2 separate regions of the Homo sapiens genome follow, and region 1 is linked to region 2. A link is an interaction called in ENCODE POLR2A ChIA-PET data of the cell type or tissue named here. Cell type or tissue: A673. All regions are shown on one strand. Region 1 overlaps BIN1 (bridging integrator 1). Region 2 overlaps IWS1 (interacts with SUPT6H, CTD assembly factor 1).

Region 1 (2,500 bases), 420 kb before region 2:
CCTGCCCTACCCCATGGCCCCTACCTTTGGCCCTGCCCCTAGCCTTGCCCCTTCCCCAGGCTCTTGGCCCAGCTCTCCGCCTGGCCCCTACCCCACATACCACCCTCCACCACACCCCTACACCCACCTCTACCCCCTGTCCCTGCCCCTGCCCCAGGCCCTGGCAGGTGGAATGAATGTTCAGGGGAGCAGAGGGGCTCCGGGCTTCCTCCCCCTAACCCTGCCCGTCCTGTGCTGTGTGGTAAGGAGGAGTGGAATGACATAAATGTGAAGGGCTAGAGGGACATGGATGTGGGGGACAAATGCACTGCCCCTCCCCACCCGATTAAGGATGTCAGCACACAGTGGGACAGAAGTGGACATAGCCCAGCCCCACCCTAATGGGCTGTGTGACTTCAGCAGGTGCCATCCCTCCCTGGGCATAATCCAGGTCCCACTAACCTTAGAGGGAGGTAACAGGAGCAACAGGGCCCACAGAGGCTGACCGCTGCTCAGCTGGCTGCCCCGTGTGGGAGGCAGTGCTGCTGACTAAAGGCCCCAAACACCTGCCCGCAGTCCCTAGCACCACCAGGCTCAGCCCTGAGGCCAGCCACCAGCTCAGGGGCATGCTGCAGGGGGCAGCAAGGGCCTCCCACTGACCCGCAGCCCCGGGCAAGTCACCAGCCTTCCAGAGGATCCACCCTGCAGTCCCAGTCATCATCTAGAAAGGTCCCCAGAGTGTGCCCAGGTTCCTTCACTAACACATCCAGTCCTCCTCCAAAGCTCCCGGGGAAGGGCCAACACAGTGCAGTGCACTTGGGAAGGGGAGGCAGGGACCCCATGAAGGAGAGAGGACAGAGGTCCCAGAAGCCACAGCCCACGCCTGCACCCCCTGTGCCCGAAAGGAAGAGGAGCTCCTCCTGCACTGTCCCCTCCTCCCCAAGGGCTCTCTCCATCAAGAGCAGCACAGTTCAACAGTAAGGGGCTGAGCAGACAGACAGAGGGGCCAATCCCTCTAAAAAAAAAAAAAAATCCCAGGAGGGAGCCAAAGGAGTGGGGCACAGCCTGGGGGCCCCCCCACAGATGCCAGGTCAGCCCCCAGCCACCCCCACGCTAGGGCTGTCCACAGAGAGAGGGGTCAGGGAGGGAGGGCGGAAGGGGAAGTGGGGGCTTACAGTATCACCTGGAGCCTGGCCCCCACAAGGCCCTGTCGGGGCTCAGAACACAGCACCCCAAAGTGTGGTGCTGTGGCTCACTGCAGACTCTGAACAAAGGGCATGTGAAAGGCCTCAGAGGTAAGCTCTCTGTGACCTTCTCCTGCCCTTCTGTCTCTCTCCCCTCTTTTTCCCTGCCCAGGTGAGTCATCAAAACTGGAATTTTTCTTTCCCAAGGTGAAGCATAAAGACCAAAACCCCTTTTCCCCAAAGCCAGCCATGAAACCCAGATAGTTCACTCTCTCCCACTCCCTTCACCCCTGAAGACCCTCATTCCACAGGGGTCCTGCGCTGTATGTGGGAGGAAGCCACACAACACAGAGAGGCCGGAAAGAAGCCGAGCCGACAAGCCTTGCTGGGTTCCCCCTCGGACTATCACCATTAGGTCACACCCGTTGTCCCATCATATGTCTACACGGCTGTCCATTCCTCACCAACTTATGTCTGAAAACAGACAGTTCTCTCTGGTCCTTGCATCTTCATCGTTGAAGGCTCCCGTGTCATGTAAAACATTGATTAAAGAAATGTGATGCTTTGCTCTTGGAAACCTGTCTTTCGTTAGAGCGGTGTCAGCTGTGGCCCTTATGATGGGTGAGAACGATACCACACGTTTCCGCCCCTGCCGCTCTCTCTGGACAATCCCCTCCCCTTCCTTCCTTCCCAAGGCCTCAAGCCCTACCATCTGGATCCTGAGCTAGGCCTGGACTCCCTGGACTCCTCCAGTGCTGGGGGCCCCAGGCCTAAACTCAGACAGGACGGCCCTAGAGGATACACACGGAGGGCATGGGTGCAGCTAGACACCCCCCACTGGCCTAAGGCCCTGCTCCCTGCCCTGGAGCAGGGCTGGTCCACGAGCCGGCACCCCGACCTTCAGGGTCCTCGTGTGTGAAATGGAGACACCTGTTCTCCCGTTTAATCCTCATGACAACCCTCCCACACAGGATACTATCCCACCTCACAAAAGGGGACACTGAAACTTGGAGGGGGAGTAACTTGTCCAAGGTCAAAGCACTGAGGAAGAGCAGAGCTAGGATTTGAACCTGGGGCTCTGAGACTTGAAAATCATATTCTTTCCACCTTGCTGCATTGTGTAAGGTGCTTTGCAAAGCCTTATACAAAGGCTTTTATCCTCCGAAGCCTCACATGCCAATTCACTTGGCACTGTGTGCCTACTATGTGCCAGAAGCCAGGAACACAGGCACGATGGGTCTAGCCTCCCCCTTCAGGATTGAGACCAGCAAACAGGGTTTGCTGTTAGCCCGTTTTATGGAAGTCAAAAGGAGATGAGGAGGGAGAGCAGGAGCAGG
Region 2 (2,500 bases):
GAAAATTCAGACAACTCCAAAATCTGAAACTTCTTGAGCACTGACATGACACCACAAGTGGAAAATTCCACACATAAGCACCCAACACAAACTTTGTTTCATGTGAAAAATTATTTAAAATAATGTGTAAAATTACCTTCCAGCTATGTATATAAGACACATGAATTTCGTGTTTAGACTTGGGTTCCATCGCCAAAATAGCTCACTCTGTATAAGTAAATATTCCAAAACTCGAAAAAATTCTAAATCCAAAACACTTCTGATTTGAAGCATTTTGGATAAGGGATACTCAACGTGTATTTGTTAAATGAGTAATAAAGGCCTTAAGTGGGAATAACATAAGGTGAGGAAAAATTAATCCAACAAGAATGTATTTCATGTCTACTACGTGCAAGACACCAAGAATCCAGGCGGAGTATGTCACAGGGCCTGACCTTAAGAGCTGCTGTCTGATGAGGAGCCAGCCAAGCATACTGTAACAGTATAGTGTGACATGCACTATTCACAAAGTATGTATATGATATTTCAAAAGTGTACTGGAAGTGCATCTATATGAAACTGAGCTGCAAAAAAAAGGTGTGCAGACAACAGGCATGTTTGCATGCAGTTTGTGATGGCTGAGTTAAGACGGGAGGGTGGGGAGAGGCATACAGTACCAGCAGAGGCAATTAAAGCAGGAGGCAAAAAGGAAAATTATAATTGGCTTTTGGAATGCTCTCCATGATATATCCATCACATAACTCTAACACCATTTCTATGTGTGACTTGATTTATTTTAGTTGAAACTACAGAAATCATCTCTAGCTAAGTCCAGAAAAAAAGAACAATCTTCTCAGGATCAAAGTCAGTTGAATGACTAAACACTTGGGAAGGTTAAGTACCAACGCAGCACAGAGAGCTTAGAAAAGGGAACTCAAGGATCATTTTACTAGAGTACCATCAGTAACATGACTCAGCTATACCCTGTCTAGAACCTAAATTATAAATCCCCAAGAGAGATGACTTAACTGGCCAAGGCAATATTAGAAACTGTGACTCAATCAGTTACAGCTGGATCGGGGCACAGCACTGGGAGTCACTCCCAAAGAAGTGAGAGACACTGGGCAGTCATCCAAAACTCACCCGCTACACTCTACCCCAGATTTCCTGACACATGGTGTAGCATTCCAAAACAAACCCTTACAAGGACACTGCATAAGACAATGATTGTAAAATTTAGGAATCCTCATGAATTTTTTATGAGTTTCACGAAAACATAGCATTATGTATGGCATGACAGGGCAAAAAAGGGGAGAAATCACTACAGTAAAGAAGTACTAGTTTAATAGACTCGAGCTAAAGAATACACTTAGACAACACCACCACAGAATTTGGGACGAGTATGCTGGAAATTATACAGTTAAGCTTAAAAGTTATCAAAACAATATCCAAAGTTTTTAGAGTGGTTTTGGCAATTAAATTGCAAGCTTAAAAAAAATCCAAAAGACAGTTTTTTAAAAGTCAGATGAGTACAACAAACCAACAGTTGAAACTGACATTTAATGTCATTTCTAAAATAATGTAACACATTTCCTAGTTGTAATGGTAAAAGAAATTGAGCACTCAGAAGGTCCTTAGATGCTTTAGAAACATCTATAATGCCGCCGGGCGCAGTGGCTCACGCCTGTAATCCCAGCACTTTGGGAGGCCGAGGTGGGCAGATCACGAGGTCAGGAGATTGAGACCATCCTGCCTAACATGGTGAAACCCTGTCTCTACGAAAAATGCAAAAAATTAGCTGAGTGTGGTGGCGCACTCCTGTAGTCCCAGCTACTTGAGAGGCTGAGGCAGGAGAATCACTTGAACCCAGGAAGCGGAGGTTGCAGTGAGCCAAGATCGTGCCACTGCACTCCAGCCTATGTGACAGAGCAACACTCCATCTCAAAAAAAAAAAAAAAAAAAAAAAAGCCATCGATAATGCCTCATACCTCCTTCTTAGCCATCATTCACACTGCAGTTATAAATCACTGGTTATCCATCATAATAAACAATCTTGTTTATCTCAGTCTACAAAGAATAACCACACTTCTTATGACCAGGGCCACAATACACAGAGAGATAACTGACATTCTTAAACTGCAAAGTAAATAAAACTGCTATAAATCAAATAATAATTTGTAAAGTATTCAAATTTCAAAGTATTATATCGTCAAATGGAAACGTGTATAGACCCAAATAACTCAGGACACTTTGTTTCTTCTTTACTGGTGAGAAGTGTCAAACTCAAAGTACTTGATGTTGCATACTACTCTACCATTATAAACTGGTAAAATGCTCAACACTAAACCACACAGTACATTCCATGAGGAAATATCTATAGGACCATTTTCAAAAACATGTTTCACGGGACCTTAGTTCCAGAAGATATAGCTGAAACTATCATACTGGACTTTGTCAATGCGTATCAGTTTAATGAGCATGAAAGAATCTGAGAAACCCTGCAGTAAAATACATAATGCTG

Evidence for each region. Peaks named below come from ENCODE experiments on the same cell type or tissue, not always from the same donor. Only the 100,000 strongest peaks of a DNase experiment are listed, where the experiment ranks them.
Region 1: POLR2A ChIA-PET joins it to region 2 with 7 read pairs; 2 of 35 experiments call an interaction of 5 or more read pairs at or near these places.

The regions. Positions count from the first base shown.
Region 1 is chr2:127,091,991-127,094,490 of GRCh38, forward strand. The region is part of intron 1 of BIN1 (bridging integrator 1); the gene reads right to left. Among named protein-coding and RNA genes, the nearest start is that of BIN1, 14 kb to the right of the region's middle. RefSeq lists a silencer at 156-323. In A673, no CTCF peak of the experiment used is centred here; no DNase peak of the experiment used is centred here.
Region 2 is chr2:127,507,786-127,510,285 of GRCh38, forward strand. The region is part of intron 2 of IWS1 (interacts with SUPT6H, CTD assembly factor 1); the gene reads right to left. Among named protein-coding and RNA genes, the nearest start is that of IWS1, 17 kb to the right of the region's middle. In A673, no CTCF peak of the experiment used is centred here; a DNase peak (open chromatin) is centred at 1,066; H3K4me3 peaks cover 439 bases; H3K27ac peaks cover 2,275 bases.